Regions from separate parts of the Homo sapiens genome. Here region 1 is linked to region 2. Evidence: read pairs that join two places in POLR2A ChIA-PET (ENCODE). Cell type or tissue: MCF 10A. All regions are shown on one strand. Links, peaks and the distances in the headings refer to the core of each region. The heading gives the core; the rest is flanking DNA. Region 1 has its middle 87 kb from the start of FRY-AS1. Region 2 overlaps FRY (FRY microtubule binding protein).

What was found. ChIA-PET counts read pairs that join two places held together with the same protein. Peaks named below come from ENCODE experiments on the same cell type or tissue, not always from the same donor. Only the 100,000 strongest peaks of a DNase experiment are listed, where the experiment ranks them.
Region 1: POLR2A ChIA-PET joins it to region 2 with 5 read pairs; 2 of 35 experiments call an interaction of 5 or more read pairs at or near these places.

The regions. Positions count from the first base shown.
Region 1 is chr13:31,939,243-31,949,514 of GRCh38, forward strand. It overlaps the pseudogene EEF1DP3. Among named protein-coding and RNA genes, the nearest start is that of FRY-AS1, 87 kb to the right of the region's middle. RefSeq lists enhancers at 6,136-6,637, 6,638-7,137. In MCF 10A, for the core only: no CTCF peak of the experiment used is centred there; DNase peaks (open chromatin) are centred at 6,149 and 6,489.
Region 2 is chr13:32,120,852-32,131,123 of GRCh38, forward strand. FRY (FRY microtubule binding protein) reads left to right here. Exons shown (of 61, transcript NM_023037.3): 5 at 3,435-3,525; 6 at 3,751-3,830; 7 at 3,944-4,024. Among named protein-coding and RNA genes, the nearest start is that of FRY, 94 kb to the left of the region's middle. In MCF 10A, for the core only: no CTCF peak of the experiment used is centred there; a DNase peak (open chromatin) is centred at 4,640.

The DNA of each region.
Region 1 (10,272 bases), core at 3,345-8,344, 180 kb before region 2:
AACATAATATATCTCTCCATTTACTTAAATTTTCTGTAATTCCTTTTAGTAATATTATTTTAGTTTTCAATAGACATATCTGTCACATCTGTTGTCAGATTTATTCCTAAATATTTAATATTTTTATGGCATTAAAACATTTTAATTTTGTTTCTCATTGCTAGTATAGAAACACAATTGATTTTTGTGCATTTATCTTATATCCTGCAGCCTTGCTGAGCTCACTTATTAGTTCTTATAACTTTTCTATAGGTTCCATCAATTTTCTACATAGATGATTATTTTATCTGCAAATACAGTTTTGTATCCAATTGGATGCTCTTTATTCTTTTTCTTGACTGATAACACCATATAGAGCCTTCAGTACAATGTTAATAGAAGTAGCAAGAGTAGATGTCTTGCCTTGTTCCTGATCTTAAAAGGAAAGCAAGCATTCAGTCTTTCATCAAGTATTATATCATCTGCAGGCTTTTTGTAAATGTCTTTTATTAGGTTGAGGAAGTTTCCTTGTTCTTACTCTGTTGAGTGTCTTTAGAGAGGGAAATGGGCTAACCAGAGGTAGTTAGTTAAGACATAAAGGGCCAAGTGCCATGTCAAAGGTAGAATGCTTAAGGAACTAAGCCTCCAAGTAGCCAGACCTGTTGGGAGTCTGAAGCAATAACTCAAGAATGAGATAATGAATACTGCCACTGGTCAGTGTCAGCAGGGGTGAGGAAGAAGACACAGATCAAAAGATGTTTAAGGGGTAAAAATGACATGATTTGGACAGAATAATTCCAAGGTTTCTGGCTGGGGTCACTGGGTAAATGTGGTGCCATTTTGGTAAAATAAAAAATACAGAAATTCAGGAGCTGCACATTTGGAGGAACCAGTTTTATACATGCTGAGTTTCCACCAGGAAATAGTATGCAATTAAATATAGATATCTAGGACACTATGGAGAAGTAGGGGGGGAGCTTGGACTTAGACATCATCAGCTCACAGATGCAAGTTGAAACCGTAGGTGAGAATGCCTAAAGATGGTGGAGCCACTGATGCAGCAGCCGGCTCAGTTACAGTGGGCACGTGACAGCCTGGTTCTGGCAACCGCATTTCTGAAGTTAAACACTGTCCTAGTATTTGGACACACAAAAAATAAAATTTTTCAGTTCTTTTATGAATGCAAATTTTAGTTCAATCCCTTAAACAGAAGAATAAGACATAAACTAACAGTACTTCCTCTCATAGACCATGTGGGTGTGTCAGGGGTAGTGTAGAGAGGGAGATTTCTTTATTTTGTACCCTCTCACCAAAGAGAGCCACACAAGCCTAGAAAAAAAAAATGCGCCCTTACACCTTACCTTAATTTGAGAAAAGGCCAGGCATTTACTGGCATTTTGCTGGGACTTGCACATTTGAGCAAGGAAGAATGCAAGTGTAAATGAAGTTAGATTTCAAGCCAGTAAAAACTGGTTCTGAAGCTTTTTAAAAAAGATAAAGTCTGCGTGACTTTAAAAACTGTGTTAAGAGTCTGCTTCAGCAAATCCCTCTATCACAGTTTCTGGAATAAATAAAGATGGTTTAGGAGAAGGATTACTTACTGGAGCTAGAAAATTTTAAATTTTGTTAGGAATTACCAACTTGTTTTAAAAGGTTACAGCCAAATTTTTAATGCAGACTTTTTCAAAGTCTGTATTATTATCTGGAAGATGTCTGATATATGATGGTGTTAAAATATATATTATAACACCACTGATTGTTTTTCCTTCAGCTCTCTATTTTCTCAGATTGTCCAATCTTGTTTTTCCAGCATCCATACTTCTGCATGAGGTAAGGTCCTGTGTTGGCACAGGATTGCTCTATTTGCCATTCTGTGGACATTCGGTGCTAATGTCACACCTTAGTGCCTTTGCCCAGGGTCCACTCATCTGCCTTGTGAACTTATTACTTCTCCTCTGAGAACCCTTTCCCATCCCCTCTCTCCATCAGGAAGAGAAGACTGAAACACTTTTTCGTGTCACCTCTGCACAGAGCAGTCATTCTGTATTGCAATAATTTGTTTATTGTTGTTCTGCTCCTTTTTTAGATGAAAAGATTCTGAAGAATAGAGATCTTGAACATAGCATGGTGCCAGACACATAACAGGTATTCAATAAATGGGCCTGCCAAAGAGAGGGAGGGAGGAAAACAGACTTTTTAAGGAGCCCCTGAAGAATCTGAGCAGAAGGGACCTGAGACATAGGAAGACAAATGAGAAATAATAGTGTCATGGAAGCCAAGGGAGCAGAGAATTGTAACGGGAAGACTTATCATTAGTGTTCATTCCTATTGAGAGCCAATGAGATACTGAACATCCACATTGTATTTTTAGGATCTAAGAAAAGATTTCCTCAGCCATAATCATACCACAGGTAATACTGCAAACATTGTTACCCATATTGAGCAAAGATGTGTTGGCAACAAGACCTTTTGGAGGGAGAAGTCAGTTGACCTGTTTGACTTGGTGATATCCATCATCCTGATATTCTATACTGTTATTTTTTCCTAGTGGCAAACCCACTGATTAGTAGGTCATCTCAGTTGAAAACTGAATAGAGTTCAAAAATAAGAAATGTTTGCAGGATATGCAGTATAGCTGGGTCAGATTGAGATTTGGAATTAATTTGGTAAATCCATACCGGCCTAAAATCTTCTTGGCGGACCATTTCTATGAAGGTGACAATGAGAAAAATGGTGACGGTTGTAAAATTGTATTGTTCTCAATATAATTGCAGCTATCTCACAACAAGCAAAATAATTCAGTTCTATTTAAAAGCTGCCAATAGGGCTGGACACAGTGGCTCATGCCTGTAATATCAGCCTTTTAGGAGGCCAAGGCAGGAAGATCACTTGAGGTCAGGAGTTCAAGACCAGCCTAGGCAACCCCCATCTCTACAGAAAAAAAGCTACCAAAATCCACAAGGAAAGCATGGCTACAAAGTGAGTAAATGTCTTTCTACAGACTGTTTGAACAATCTGAGGGAAAGAAGATTAAAGTCTAACCAAGAAGAATAAAATTTCCATGATATTATAACACCATTTAATATAAAATACACAGCATCTTGAAGGATAATAAAATAATTCAAAAGAGATTAGTATATTGGATTCATAGGAGAATAGAGATCTTTAAAAACATAATGGTCAGCCAGGCATGGTGGCTCATGCCTGTAATACCAGCACTTTGAGAGGTTGAGGCAGGAGGATCACTTGAGGCCAGGAGTTCAAGGCCAGCCTGGACAACATGGTGAAACTCCATCTCTACAAAAAAATACAAAAAGTAGCTGGGCATGGTGGTGCACACCTGTAGTCCCAGCTACTCAGGTGGCTGAGGTGGGGGGTTTGCTCGAGCCTGGGAGGTGGAGGCTGCAGTGAGCCATGATTGCTGCCACTGCACTCCTGTCTGGGTGACAGATAGAGACCTTGTCTCAAAAATGATGATAATGATAATAATGGTCATTAAAACAGAAAATGTCCATTTATGTATTTAAAATTATTTATTTATACTATCAGTTTTGAAATTCCTCTTAGCCCAAAGCCTGTCTCATCGTTCTTCTGACCACCTGAAAAAAAAATTCCACTTTGGCTGTTGCTATACAGAAGGAGAGATGGACTTAACATTGTAATCTATAAATATTCTCATGTAGACAAACCAAGCTAAATGTTCTGTGGTTGATTGTCATTCATGTGGCAGCCAATTTAACTATTTTGAAAGAATGATTTACTTTACTTTTTCATGTTCACAGATTTAATACTACTTTTGAATAAATAAAAATTGTTCCTTGTTTACATTGCTCTAATACTTGAACAATAGAAAATTGAAGTTGTTCTCACTTTTCTCCATTAAAGAAGTGTATTAAATGAGCTAGATCCCCATCTGTTTCTATTCTCTATGAGGGGAAAATGAGTTGGGCAGGAGAGAGATGAAGTTGGACACATCGGGAACTTCTCTTGCCTCTCTTAGGTCATTTACTTTTTAGAGGTTTAGAGGACTTGATGTACTTCTGAAATAGGGTAGAGGATTTTTTTTCCTAATCATAATTTAAATGTCAGGAATACATAATGTTTTTATCTAAAATGCATTTTAGTGTGAAATGCGTCAACATGGATACTAGTAGGAATGCAATTACTTTCTAATATACTCTGGCAAAAATTTGAATTTTCTTGCTTTTTCTCTTTCATTCTGTGAACCTCAAAGACCTCCTGACAACTGTTACATAGGGCAAACCTAGTTAAGTGAGCCAGATCACTCCTTCACAGAGTTGATGCAGTGAGAATCTGCTTGAAACCAATAATTGTTTTTAGGAAAGTAGAGAAAGACTTTTAATTCCTTTTAGATATTACACACATTTAACAATTGTTATGGTGGTATAGTTTAAGGCATGAACTTGAACTTTGGAGTCAGATAAAACCCGTGTTCAAATCTTCTCTCCTCTAATTCCTATGTGTTTTACTCTGTCTCAGCATCTTCATCTATAAACAGGGTGATTAGGAGGAATCAATGAGGTAATGCATGCCAAAGGCTTAGCACAGAATCTGGCCAGTTTTAAGCACGCAGTAAATGATGGCTATTATTATAATGCATTCCAGGTGCATATGTACTTCATTCTGTGTTTTCAGCGGGACTCTTAAAGACAAAGGCACACTATGCAGACATACCTGGTGTACACTCTGTGTGATAATAACACCTTTCCTTAGAGACTTCTATTTAATCTCATACATGCTCTTATGTTGGCCCCATGGTAACAGTGTGATTGAGAAAGACACACTCACCAAATAGTTTGAGCTTCTGCTTTCCTGATTGATGAATTTCTCCCAGTTAGCACCCAATCTTTTGTGCCTAGGATTCTATCTTGCTTTATATTTGAAAATTAAACACTGTTCTTGAAGTTTGGGTTGTAGGAATGTATGTTTTTTCCTCCTATTATATCATTATCTCAAACTTTAAAAAATGCTTTTACTTTATATTTCCTTACTAGAAAAAATGTATTATCATTAGGGTGAGGGAGATTCAGGCAGTCTCATGGGCTTTTAGAAATGGTTTCATACAAGTCACTCATTGTTTTGAAGTTCATGGTACATTTCAGCTTGACAAAGTTATTCTAGGTCCTGGGAGGGAAGTGGTGCAGATGATTCTCAGAACTGGTGAAATAACTTAATAATCTAATACATAAATATGATTGCTGGATTATAATTATAGTTATGATTGCTAGATTATAATGGTAACTCTCAATTGGGCATACTTGTAAGGAAAAATGCTTTTCTCTCCAGAAAATCTGTTGTGGTTTGGAGACCTGTTGCTGAAAGGGCATAAAGAGAACAAAACTTGTATTAGTGTGGAAGTATATTCTCAAGTTGGTAAACAGAACCAGCTCCTAAATATCAACAAATATTAAAACGTATTTAGCATCTAGGAAACCAAAATAAACAGTGATTTCTGAAATGACCCCTAAATCCCTTATAATGTTATGTATCTATTGATTCCAGGCACTGGGAAGGGAAAAGGCAAATCTCATCTCACATTGCAACCAGACAGAACACAAAAGGGGTGTTGTGTGTATGTGACAGAGAGAGATTGCTGATGGACATGGGCATAGCATGGCCATAGAAGCTATCTGCCAGCTGGAGCACAGCATGGCTGGGGAAGATGAATTATAGAGTGATGATTTCTGCACAGTCAGTTAAGGAAGAAAGTGCAGAACATTTCCACATACATAGAGCAAGAGGGAAGGGAGCAAAGGACATAAAAATGCAAAATCCAGGAGAGAGAGAGAGAGAGAAAGAAGCTGGATGATAGGACAAGCAGGAATCTTGAGTGAAGAAATGCTGGTTTTTCTTAGACCACCAAACCCATTGACCATTTTAGTTTAAAGCTAGGCAGAATCCCCGCAAGGATAATAACGTTGACTTTTTATTTGTGAGTGGAGGCCTGTCATTACTTCTATGGCTAAGGCTTGTTTTCTAGACCTCTGACTCCACTGCCAGGCAGTAGGAACTTCTGGAGAAGCTATCTGCCAGCTGGAGCACAGGATGGAAGGGGTGGGTGGCAAGCAACAGCGGGTTCCCAGCACTGCTGCCTGACACACGCCCACAACCAGTTCCTTCCTGGTCATCACCAGTCATCTCTCATCTCCCTCTTCCAGCCAACTTCCAGTTGGCGGCCAGCCAAATAAGACACTGACTAAAGAAGGATGTTCGTTCTGTGTTATGTGTATAGCTTGAAACTTAAAGGTATGAGGGAATGTAAAAATGCTTCCCCAAAACTGTTTAAAATCCGTAAGAGTTTGGGAAATTATACAAAAAATTAGACTTGTAATTTACGTAGGCATCTATTCTTGAATAGTGAACTGTGTTTGCTTTATGGTGTTGCACCCATGAAGCTGAAATTTCATGCAGCAACCATTACACCACTTTTGTTACCATCCACTCTGAGTCACATCTGTTCAAATTCCCCAGTCTTCTGCCAACTGATGGTTTTTTTTTTTTATCTCTCCTCCCCTGTGCTATTAACTGTAGAAAGGAGGGGCTACTTAGTAATTCTACACCTGTTAAAGTCCACGCCTATCAACTTGTTAAGCTTCCCAAACAAGTGCAGGGTAAAGCATGAGAACATCAGAGTCTGGGGCGGCGGCGGTGGCTGCAACGGTGGCTGTGACGGTGGCTGCCGCTGGGTTTGGCTTTCTGGATTTTTGTTCAGAGTCGCTAATGTATCCCCCACAATGGCAGTTGATGACAGCAATTTATATTCCAGAACGAAGAACAAACTAAATTCATCTCAAAATGATTATAAATCATCAAGAAGGAGTAGCCTGCCACCTGAACTACTCATAGGAAATGACATTAGAGGAAGACTTCAAAGAAACATTAAGAACTTGGATCCCATTCACCTGAGGCACCCGAAGAAGAGACCATCCATATTTCCAGGTAGGAATTGTTTACATTTATACCATCCAATTGAAACAAAACCAAACACACACACACACACACAGATTATATTTCCCTTGTTACAATCAGATGTTCATTTAAAATTAACTTGGGTTACATTCGAAGACTTTAAGTAAATAAACATGTCTGAATATAAAAGAATAATTGTTTGATCTGAAAGCACACTATCTTCTTCGTTTTATTTTCTTTATTGATTGTAACATCTTTAAGGACCTGTAAATAGGCAGCTATTTTATTATTTGTTGGCATCAGCAGGAATGTGGAACTACTTTGCTTGCAATCCTGAAGAATTCCATTGATGTATTTCATTCTCTGGCATTTTTTTTTTTTGCAATATTATTGGATTGTTGAGTGAAGTTGATGTTTGTGTGCACCAAAAATTAACACCATTAAACACTCCAATGCATGCTTCAAATTCCTGTCTTGCATCAGAGCCTAAAACCATTTGTAGTAAAAAGCTCAACTGAACAGTGTGGATGGTGAAATATATTAGAGCACAGGAGACATGGATTTCAGTCTTGATAAAGGGACTCTGATGTCTGCCCCAGATGTTTATGTGTGCATATTATAGATACGTAGATTGTCAGAGATACCTGTGACTGCGAACCTTAATTGAGCTAAGTGATCACTGGAGAGTATAAATTATATGAATTATATAGCCAATTTGGTTTCAATACTATTTGCTTTGGGATTTCCAGGAAAAACTGAAAGTGGCCTTTTTGTTATGGCTGATCGATTTATTGGAGCCTTCTTTATGGGGGACAGATGAGACTAAATTATTTTTTGGTTTTCTGTATTCATAGAGTTAACCCAACACTTAGGGCTAACTCTATGAATGTAGGAAGCCAAAAAATAATTTAGTCGAGTTTTACTTCATAAAAATTATATGGACTACCCAAAACAGCTGACTCTTTATACTGCTTTTGGAAAGCGAGAAGATAAAGATGATTTAGAGATGTGGGACTCAAAATTACATTTCTTAAGGAAGCTATTTTAATAAATTTCTTCAGTTCAGTGATATTGCCCTAGTGTCACACTCTTCTGCAGAAAAGAAGCAAAACTCAGCCTGGAGTGGGCCAGAAGGTGTCAGTGTGTGAGTGTGTTAGGGGGAAGGAGAGGGGGATGGTATGAAAAGTGCTGGAAAGAGGAGCATTTGGGTGCCTGAAGTATTTCACAGAGCACAGTCACTTTCTGCCTGTTCGCTTGGATCTCCTAAGGGTACCAAGGAGCTCAGGCCTGCTGTGTTTCCTAAAACTACATGGTATGATGTACTTTCTGATGAATTGGTTCACTAGCCCTTCTTCCAGAACCTTCTTGCAGAGCAGTTCTTCACCTTTTGCTTTTTCTTCTCTTAACATTATTCTTTGGTTAATTATGTCTGGATTCAGGTACCTTATAATTCATCCTGCACTTCTCTGCCACCACCGACATAGCCCCACCCCCATACTTCATGGCCTTCTTCTTTCCAAACAACTGGATCCAGGGGAATGCCTCACTCCTGCAGCCAGCATTCCTGCTTTGCCCTCTCGTTCTATAAGGTCATCTGGCCCTGGCTGGTAGCTACAGCCACAAACTTATGAGAAGGCCTCTTGGCTTGAATCTTACATAAGTTGTCCTTTCTAAGATCTTGAGTTGACATAATTAATTTGACAAGGTGGAGTTGTGAAAAGAGCACTCAACTTCAGGGAGGTGAGTTCCAGTCTAGACTATGTCCTTAACTACCTGTGTATGTTCTCCAAGCTACCTCACTGACCCCTGTGACCCCTCAACTATACCACCTGTTTCTGCTCTTTCTGTGCCCAGTACTCTCCTTAGGGGCAGCAGCAGAAGAGGGGCGTTTCCCACCCCTCTCCCAACCTCTCCACTAGGGTCTCCAGTGGACAAGTTACAGAGTCACCTGCCCAAACTTCGTGCAATACTTACTGGCTACTTGATTTCTAAATCCCCGCTATGTAAACCACGACTCCACCCTCAGTCAGGCAGGTTTCACTAACTGACTGATTTTTACAGTGGATGATTTAGAAACTCCACTGGGCCATCAGTTTTCCCACAGTGCCTGCGTACCACCTGAAAACAGAAATGCACACAGATTGTGATAACCATTCCCATTCTAGCTACGCAGTGGCACGTAAAGAATAGGCATAATAGATGTGGAACCCAATGGTCAGAGAAATTAAGGCACATCTCAAAATTAATAAACATCAAAACTAAGATTCAGACCTTGGTCTTTTGACTCCAACACTGAAGCTGTTTCTACTCTGTTCCACTTTACTCCATTGTCAACTGTTATCATTTGTCTGATGAGATTCAAGACTTGAAGACATGTCAGTGTTCCAATCAGCTTTCACTCTGACCCTTATATACATACAGACAACTTTATCCTCTGCCTGAAGTCTTGTATTTTCAATCCTGCACCAAATTATTGATTGATTCACTGATCACTTCATTCACAAAATAATCATTTTGTTCTTACATTGTGTTAAGGATAAAACTTCAAGGATCTAACTGCATATTACCCTTTTTTTTTTTTTACCCATTGCTCCTTTAGGGCCATCTCACACTGCAGATAGTTACCTAAAATGCACATCCACTTGTTTCATTCTCTTGCGTAAAATTCCTCAAGGTTACCACTGCTGTTAGGATGAAGTCCAAACTCTTTAATATGAAGTACAAGAGATGCAAATTCTGGCCACTGCTTCCATCCCCAGCCTCTTTTCCAGCCCTCCTTCCCCTTGTGTTTCAACAAATTCAGCCACTTTCAGATCCTCATGGTCCTTCACATTTGCAATTCTAGTGTAAGTACTGTATACTCTACCTGCACAGTTTCACCCAACCAGTTTCTACCTTGGCTTTGGGGGTCAACTTGACATCCCCTCTTCCAGGAAGTTTTCTTGATGCCAGTGTTTGGGTTGGGTCCTTTCTGCATCCTTCTCATAACACCTGGACTTTTCCCTATCATAGCACTTATCACACTATATTGTCATTGTCTGTTTACTTCTCCGTATCTCCCACTTGCCAGTGACCCAGGAATGATATCAGTCTTGTTAACCATTGTATACCTAGTACCTATCACAATGCCAGGCACACAGTGTGCATTCAATAAATATTTATTCAATTGACTCAAATCACACTGAATGGAATTAACTCCTGGTATACCTTGTGTGCTCTGGCTTCTCCCAGACTCTGTCTGTGGCATTCTCCCTCACCTCCCAACATACAGACACACATACCACACACACACCCTGCATTTCTGTTATGCCTTTTCTTCCATTCTTCCGCTGGTTAAAGGCCAAATCCTAGGCTTCTATCTTC
Region 2 (10,272 bases), core at 1,759-6,758:
GGGTTTCACTATGTTGGCCAAGCTGGTCTTGAACTCGTGACCTCATGATCCGCCCACCTTGGCCTCCCAAAGTGCTGGGATTACAGGCGTGAGCCACCATGCCCAGCCCACATTGTATCATTCTGATGCCTTTGCATACTCACAGCTTAGCTCCCACATATCAATAGAATGTTTGGTTTTCCATTCCTGAGTTACTTAACTTAGAATAATAGTCTCCAATCTCATCCAGGTCACTGCAAATGCTGTTAATTCATTCCTTTTTATGGCTGCATAGTATTCGATCATATATATATACCACAGTTTCTTTATCCACTCATTGATTGATGGGCGTTTAGGTTGGTTTACGATTTTGCTATCATGATTTGTGCCACTATAAACATGCATGTGCAAGTATCTTTTTCGAATAATGACTTCTTTTCCTCTGGGTAGATACCCAGTAGTGGGATTGCTGGATCAAATGGTAATTCTACTTTTAGTTCTTTATGGAATCTCCACACTGTTTTCCATAGCAGCTATACTAGTTTATATTCCCACCAGCATTGCAGAAGTGTTCCCTGTTCACTGCATCCACGCCAACATCTACGGGTTTTTTTGTTTTTTGTTTTTTGTTTTTATGGCCGTTCTTGCAGGAGTAAGTTGGTATCACATGTGGTTTTGATTTGCATTTCCCTGATCATTAGTCATGTTGAGATATTTTTTCATATGTTTGTTGGCCATTTGTATGTCTTCTTCTGAGAATTGTCTACTCATGACCTTAGCCCACTTTTTGGTGGGGTGGTTTTTTTCTTACTGATTTGTTGGCATTCATTTTAGATTCTAGATATTAGTCCTTTGTCAGATGTATAGATTGTGAAGATTTTCTCCCACTCTGTGGGTTGTCTGTTTACTCTGCTGACTGTTCCTTTTGCCGTGCAAAAGCTCTTTAGTTTAATTAGGTCCCAGCTATTTATCTTTGTTTTTATTGCATTTGCTTTTGGGTTTTGGGTCATGAAATCCTTGCCTAAGTCAGTGTCTAGAAGGGTTTTTCCAATGTTATCTTCTAGAATTTTTATAGTTTCAGGTCTTAGGTTTAAGTCCTTAATCCATCTTGAGTTGATTTTTGTATAAGGTGAGAGATGAAGATCTAGTTTCATTCTCCTACATGTGGCTAGCCAATTATCCCAGCACCATTTGTTGAAAAGGGTGCCCTCTCCCTACTTTATGTTTTTGTATGTTTTGTCGAAGATCAGTTAGCTGTAAACACCACATAAACAGAATTAAAAACAAAAATCACATGTTCATCCCAATAGATGCAGAAAAAGCATTAGACAGGCCGGGCGCAGTGGCTCACACCTGTAATCCCAGCACTTTGGGAGGCCGAGGTGGGTGGATCACAAGGTCAGAAGATCGAGACCATCCTGGCTAACACAGTGAAACCCTGTCTCTACTAAAAATACAAAAAATTAGCTGGGCATGGTGGTAGGCGCCTATAGTCCCAGCTACTCGGGAGGCTGAGGCGGGATAATGGTGTGAACCCGGGAGGCGGAGCTTGCAGTGAGCAAGATGGCACCACTGCACTCCAGCCTGGACGACAGAGTGAGACTCCGCCTCAGAAAAAAAAAAAGAAAAAAAAAAGCATTAGACAAAATCCGGCATCTCTTTATGATTAAAACTCTCAGCAAAATCGGCATACAAGGGACATAACTTAATGTAATAAAAGCCATCTACGACAAACCCACAGCCAACATAATACTGAATGGGGAAAAGTTGAAAGCATTCCCTCTGAGAACTGGAACAAGACAAGGATACCTACTGTCAGCACTCTTCTTTAACATAGTACTAGAAGGCCTAGCCAAAGCAATCAGACAAGAGAAAGAAATAAAGGGCATCCATATAAGTAAAGAAGAAGTCAAACTGTCACTGTTTGCTGACAATATGATCATTTCCCTTGAAAACCCTAAGGACTCCTCCAGAAAGCTCCTAGGACTGATAAAAGAATTCAGCAAAGTTTCCAGATACAAGATTAATGTACACAAATCAGTAGCTCTTCTATATACTAACAACGACTAAGCGGAGAATCAAATCAATAACTCAACCCCTTTTACAATAGCTGCAAAAAATAAAATAAAATACTTAGGAATATACCTAACCAAGGAGTCGAAAGACCTCTACAAGGAAAACTACAAAACACTGCTGAAAGAAATCACAGACAACACAAACAAATGGAAACATATCCCATGCTCAAGGATAGGTAGAATCAATATTGTGAAAATGACCACACTGCCAAAAGCAATCTACTAATTCAATGCAATCCCCATCAAAATACCACCGTCATTCTTCACAGAATTAGGAAAAGCAATTCTAAAATTCATATGGAACCAAAAAAGAGCCCACATAGCCAAAGCATGACTAAGCAAAAAGAACAAATCTGGAGGCATCACACTACCTGATTTCAAATTATACTATAAGGCCATAGTCACCACAACCACGTGCTTCTAACTTTTAAATGAGCACAAATGACTGCTTTGCTTCTCCTACCTCTTCTTCCTTCTGCCTTTTACTCTTCTCTCTCACCACCCCTTCACTTCTTCATTCCTCCTTTCACTAAGTCTCAAGTGGCAAAAAATGTAAGAGAAAAGGGACAGGGAAAGAAAAGAAAAGTGGTAATGCCGATCCTCTTCACCCCTGCAGTCCTGCTCAAATTGGTGATCATATTATTTCCTTCTTGTTTCCTTACATTGTTTAGCTCCTTTCACGAGATCTTTCAATGTCCACCTCTGGTATGGTAGCCTGTCTCAAGTTGTTATCACATTTTACAGGTGGTAGAATTGCAGAGTTGAAAGCTACCTTAGAAAAGACCACAAGGTGAGGTGATAGACGCACAAATAACTACTCAAGTTAACATCATTGAAAATTTTAAATTTGAAGTCAAATATTCCGACTTCAAATCCAATGTTTGTCCACTGCAGCACACAGAGAATTAGCATGTTTTGTTGTTGTTGTTGTTGTTGTTGTTTTGAGATGGAGTCTCGCTCTGCCTCCCAGGCTGGAGTGCAGTGGCATGATCTCAGCTTACTGCAACCTCCGTCCGCCTCCCGGGTTCAGACGATTCTCCTGCTTCAGCCTCTCAAGTAGCTGGGATTACAGGCATGGGCTACCATGCCACCTGGCTAATTTTTGTATTTTTAGCAGGGACGGGGTTTCACCATGTGGGCCAAGCTGTTCTCAAACTCCTGACCTCAGGTAATCTGCCCGCCTCGGCCTCCCAAAGTGCTGGGATTACAGGCATGAGCCACTCCGCCCGGCCAACGTTAGCATGTATCTACCAGTGCAATTATATAATTTTAAAAATGGGTTTTGCAGTCTATTAGGGAGGAGTCCTAGATTTTTTATGAATTGTATTACTCTGAGAATACCTTCAGTGTGCTTTAATGTAAATATTTTAAATTTTACAGCGATGAACAACAGCGAGATTATTTAATGGAAAGACGGGACCTCGCCATTGATTTTATTTTTTCTTTAGTATTAATAGAAGTTTTGAAACAGGTAGGTGATTAATTTATTGTTACTTTTAGATAATATTTATTGATCTAAAAACTACTTAGGTTGTAAAAGTCTAAGTTTTTAAAATTATTTCTGAATTCCAAATACTGGGTTATATGACTTATGTTTATTGATTGCTATTGATTGTCATATATAGTTATTGGAAGTACTGTACCGATTTGTTCTTTAATATTCCCTTCTGAGTTAAGAACCACCTTTTTTTTTCAGATTCCACTTCATCCTGTAATAGACAGTTTAATACATGATGTTATTAACTTGGCTTTCAAGCACTTTAAATACAAAGAAGGGTAAGATGATTTCTCACCTTAGAATGTTGAAGTTGGTGTTTAAAACTAAATCAGTGGTTTGCTTTTTTCCGATGACCAGGGATCCCTAACTTGTCTAATTATACCCTACTTAGGTACCTTGGTCCCAACACTGGCAATATGCATATTGTGGCAGACCTGTATGCAGAAGTCATTGGAGTGTTGGCACAAGCCAAGTAAGTGAATGCCAGAACCCTTTACCATGAGAACGTGCGTGCTTTCACTGTCCTTCCAGCCCTAATTTAGGGAAGTTGGGGTTGAGCTTACAAGGAACTAGGTAGGGCTCTTTGCCATGTGTGCCCCATCTCTGAAACTGAATAGAAAGCTCTTCCAAGACAGGTATCAATTATCTTTTTTACTTGGCACTTGGGCCAGATCCTACCTAGAGTCCATGGGTTTCATACTGTTGCATCAAAGAAATGGGGTGACCAGATTACATTTCTCTCTGCCTAAATATTCCAAGGAAGTTTATCACTTTTGAAAGTTCTGTTTTCTCTAGCCCATGAGTGGGTGGTTACAATATATCATCTATCAGTGGGAAAATTCCATTCTAGAATGTCCCCTTTACTATAGACCTTACTTAATTCAGCTGAGCTAAAAATGTCCCAGACTCTGTCATGGAAACAAGTCAGGGGGGAAATTCTCATTGCTAAATTTATCTGGCCCCATAGCACTACTTAGCAGGCAAGAACAAAATTGCGTTAGACTATTAGCAACAATATACCTCTTCCAAAAGTGATGTCACACCCTACTTACCCAGCTTCATTTTGTCCAACCCTGAGGCAAATCAGGCAAGATCCCGAATGCCTAAGTTAGGCAAAATGAACCAGAGACATAATGTGAATTCATGCCAGGAGGTCAGCTTAAAGCAACAGTGATGCTCCAATCCTTGTGAAATGCAATCCTTCCTCAGAAAGAGATTTTTATCTTCAAGGGATTGAATTTCGTAACGTAGTAGCATGGAAATTACACAATTTATCAAAAAAACAAAAATTTTAAAAAGCACTTAGCAATCTTACCTGGCCAAAACATAGACCAGAATGCAGGAAATAGAACCCCTTAACTCCTTGGCATAATTTATTTAATCTAATCCAGTTTATCTACTCATCCTGACTATATTTTTTTTAATATATAACACATCAGTGTTCGAAGGAGGAACGGGAACTTCCAGAGGATGATAAACTGATGCCATTGAGAAATAAAGCTCAACCGCTGGTGGCAACAGAAAGGAAAGAAACTGGCCAAAGCATACATAAGAATTAAACAATAGAGTGATCTGGGCCATTTTGCATGAGGCTATATTGTAGTTTTATAGCCTATTAAAATAATTGTGGTTCATGAATCATTAAGAAAAAAGTGTAATGCATTTTGGAGATATTTCCATTGCAATTGAGTAATGAAAGCATTAGCATTTTAAATGGACAAGCTGTAGTTATCCAGCAAATCGTGTATCTACCTCATTTCTAGAAAAGATTGGGAAAAATGAGGTATTAACATGTATACTTGCTGATTTGTCAAACCCTGAAAATCTCAACATAAACTTTCAGCTGTCATTTGGAAACTTCAGTATCCAAAAATGACTTTGTGTTTTCCTTAGTTTTTGTGAATTATGCATAACAATAATATTGGTTACTGTCAAATGACCTTCCTTAGCTCTGTGATTCTGAGTTGGTTGTGAATAAGTTGAGAAACACTGTCATAACTGAGCAATATTCTAAGCTTGTAGGAATTTCCATTTTAGGTAAGATTTATGGTCCACCAAGTCAGTGTTTGCTTGCCAATGGTGGCTTTTTTTATTTTCGTGATGTCAGTATTTGTCCCTATTCTGCGGTAGTAGGGTGTAAGAAATGCCTCCATTTGGACAGTGCTCCAGTACTTTCCAGTCTCTAGTGAACCGTTTGGCCAGTCTGCTCTTGCAGTAAACACAGACTCCAATAGCCCTTGATGTGTTCTCAACTAGTCTATATGTAGTTAACCTTGATGGATAGATGGTATAAACTTAAACTAGTATCATACCATGAATTATGACATTACTTCTTTCTCATAAGTACACCAGGACCATTACTTTATTGTTACCTTAGAAAAGTACTGTTTCCTTCATTCCCAGGGTGGGAGAAAGAATGTTTGCTTATCTGGTATAGTGTGATTATCTTTTTTAAAAAAGTTGAGTAATGTAATAATTCTAATTTTAGATTATATGTCTCATTCCCAATGATAATGCTTATTAAATATTTTCCTGATTATGACTTTAGCTATTAGTACTTACTTTGGAATTTGAGTTTTAGCAGAATCACTATTTTTAGTCTTACTAGTGATGATGCTGTTTAGTTCTTGTCATTTAGGGAAAAGAATTTTGATAATAAGTGTTATTCACCCATAATATTGACTTTTTGAAAGTCAGTTAAAACAAATTTAACTACTTTGGCCAAAATCTGGTAGATTCATTTAAATAGTAATAATACTTCATTTAAGAATCATAGATTTTTAAACTACTTTCTCTTTATGCGATATTATCTTTATATGTTCATTTACTCATTTTTGTAATATGTACTATACATTTTAAAGCAGAAGTTTATATTCATGTGAATTTTATAGTATACCAAAGACTAAGTAATCATTGAGTTACAGTATTTACTAAATAAAATACTAAACAGGAAATACTAAAGGAAAGGTCATTGAAATTTTTTTTTCTTAAAGTCACTTTAAGAGAAAATAGATTTTAAATGCAAATAGATTTTTTGATGGCTTTTGTGCTAAGTAACATGTTTATATCATTTGGGACTTTTAAAAATAAAAGTCTGAGTGCGGTGGCTCACACCTGTAATTCCATCACTTTGGGAGGCCAAGGTGGGCGGATCACAAGGCCAGGAGATCGAGACCATCCTGGCTAACACGTTGAAACCCCGTCTCTACTAAAAATACAAAAAATATTAGCTGGGAGTGGTGGCACGCACCTGTAATCCCAGCTACTCAGGAGACTGAGGCAGGAGAATCGCTTGAACCCGGGAGGCGGAGGTTGTAGTGAGCCGAGATCGTGCCACTACACTCCAGCCTGGGTGACAGAGCAAGAATCCATCTCAAAAAAAAAAGTAAAAGATAGACGTATTTATTTTTAAATGAGAAATAAATAAACTTTTAGCCACTAACTCATGAGAATATTGAAATAGTGAATTATGCAAATAACTTCCCTTTTTCTCTCTCTCCTTATTTTAGTCATGGATTCAAACTGGAAAACAAACTTTCCTTAGTATCGTGTCATCTTTAAAACTATATAACTCTAACTATAATATTTTTCTCTCTAAACTCATACATTTAAAAATTAAAACCATAGTTATTTTGGTATCTGGAAATAATTTGAAAAGAAATACAATTTTTTAAAATTCAGTTTGGGGTTATTGCATTTTTATAATCTTGATTTAAAGTATCACTTCCATTGCTTGACAGTCATGGTCATTTCTGCTTCCTACCTTTTATCCATCTCTACCGAATGTCCTCTGCTCACCTGTACCCCAGCTCAAATCTCCTCTGAAATCCTCTCTAATTAATTACGCAGATGAGAATAGCCCCTTCATTCTCTGATGCCCTGAAGCCACTATTTAATAGTGAATAGTGATTGACTATTCACCAAATAGTCAGTGTGAAATATAAGAAAGTGATGGAACCTGGTGCATCTGAACTCCCTGAAGATCAGAAAGGTCTGGACAGTGTCCAGCAGGTGCTAACACATAGTAGGCCCCCGGTAAATTATTACTATTGTGATTCACATGGCTCATGGTCAGTGCTACCTTGTTTTATCTTCCTAATTAAACTATAAACTATTCTAGAGAGGGCAGAGACTACATGTTACCATTACCACTGTCTAAGACAGCTGCGGTGTAATGGAAATTCCTGGAATTTATATCAGAAGCTCTGGGTTTGAGTCTCTTCTTTGCCACTGTGGTCTTCCAATCTGTTTCTTTATTTGTTAATTGGAAATGCATTCACTGCCTAATTCACTGGATTGTTAAGGATCAAAATGTGAAATGGTATAATCGCTTAAAATGTAAAACCACTTACAGATATTTCTTGTTATTGTTATTCTGAGTCTACACCAGTGTTTCTCAAATTTTTTCACATCAGAAACACCTGTAGAGCTTATTAAACACAAATTATTATTCATCCCTGGAATTACGGATTCAGTAGGTGTATTATTCTGCTTAAGCTGCCATAACAAAGTACTGCAGACTAATTGGTTTAAACAACAGAAATTTATTTCCCACAGTTCTGGAGTTGAAGTCCAAGCTCAAGGTGTTAGCAGGGTTGATTCCTTCTGAGGCCTCTCTCCTTGGCTTGTATGTGGCCATTTTCTCCCTGTGTCTTCATATGGTCTTCTCTGTGTGTGTGTCTCTACTCATCTCCCAGTCATGTTGGAGTCCTTATAAGAAGGGGAGACGAGTACAGAGACACACACAGAGATATAACTTCATTTTAACTTAATAACTTAGCTGGAGAGGTTACATGGTGTCCATTTTATGATAATAACTTTGTTTTAAGTTAATTACCTTTTTATAAGCTGTATGCCCAAATACAGTCACATTTCGATCTCAGAAGGGTCAGGCTTCAACATATGAATTTGAGGGGCACACAATTCAGCCCTAACAGTAGGTCTGCGGTAGGACCAGAGAATGTGCTGATACCAAATAGATTTTTGTAAATTTAATAAAGTTTCTATTTTAATTTTTGCTAATTTCCTAATCTGAAAAATTAATATACCATTTTGTAGTTAATCTCCATGAAATTTTACTTATAAAGTAAACACAGCTAATATTTTCTACCATATTCTAATAGTATTATTTAAATGTCAGAAGGGGCCAGTTTGGGGTGCTGTCTTGAAATTGGGTATTCTGTAGAAGTCCACCAAATGCCACCGAAGATTAGGAAAATACCCTGAAATATTCTTAGCGATGCTAATAACCCATTAGGGAATATCTCATTCATAAGTTGTCTAAATCTTCTTGAAGCTATTTATATTTTCTGCTCTATTGCCTTTTAAAAATCTTTTTTATTAAGAAATACATGTAGCAAACATAGAGGAAAATCCATAAGGCAGTTAAACAAAGTATTATAAAATGGACACCATGTTACCTCCCCACCTAAGCCAAGAACTAGAAAATTGCCAGCACTTGAGAATCCCCTCACGCCCCACTTGCCAACCACCAGCCCCTGTACTGCCTTTGGTTAAACAATGTCTCTATGTTTACTGCCTACTTTATTTGTCCTGAAATTTCTGCTTTAAGGTCTCAAGAATTGTTCCAAACTTCCGGGACTCTATTAGTTCACCTTTCATTTCTATAATCACAATTACCTCCCCCAGCCTTTTTTTTTTTTTTTTTTTCCGGTGAGACAGAGTCTTACTCTATCACCCAGGCTAGAGTGCTGTGGCGTGATCTTGGCTAACTGCAAGCTCTGCCTCCCAGGTTCAAGCGATTTTCCAGCCTCAGCCTCACGCACACCACCACGCCCGGCTAATTTTTGTGTTTTTGGTAGAGACCGGGTTTCACCATGTTGGTCAGGCTGGTCTCGAACTCCTGACCTCAGGTAATCCACCCACTTCGGCCTCCCAAAGTGCTGGGATTACAGGCTTGAGCCACAGCACCCAGCAACAATTACCATTTTTAATCAAGGCTTGCTTCTAATTTTTCATGGAACCTCAGGCTAATAGTCTCAGAAAACAAAATACAATAAATCTTAGACTGTTTTCTTTGGAAAGTGTTTGTGTGTGTGTGTGTGTGTGTGTGTGTGTGTGTGTGTATTTTTTGGTGAATAGACAAACCAGCTGTGTCAGACTTAGTGGTATGGACAATTTCTATGTGTACATTTCTCTACTCTTAGGTACTTGAAGATCTGCTTCTGCTTTCTCTTAGCTTTAAGATCTGTTCTTTTTACAAACATGGATGATAATATTGTTGTAATTAGTATTATTTTACTTTCGAATACAAATACTTTGAGGACAGGGACTGGACTGTGTCTTTTTGTTTGTTTTGCACTTATCAGATAAAACTGTAAAATTCCATGAATATAATAGACAGCCCATTCATCTTTACCTTTTAGATATAATTTAAATTTTCCCATTACTAGATTTTTTTTTTTTTTTGAGACAGAGTTTCGCTGTTGTTGCCCAGGCTGGAGTGCAATGGCATGATCTCGGCTCATTGCAACCTCTGCCTCCCGGGTTCAAGTGATTCTCCTGTCTCAGCCTCTCAAGTAGCTGGGATTACAGGTGCGTGCCACCACACCTGGCTAATTTTTGTATTTTTTGTAGAGATGGGGCTTCATCATATTGGTCAGGCTGGTCTCGAACTCCTGACCTCAGGTGATCTGCCCGCATCGGCCTCCCAAAGTGCTGGGATTACAGGCGAGCGCCACTGCGCCCGGCCTCCCATTA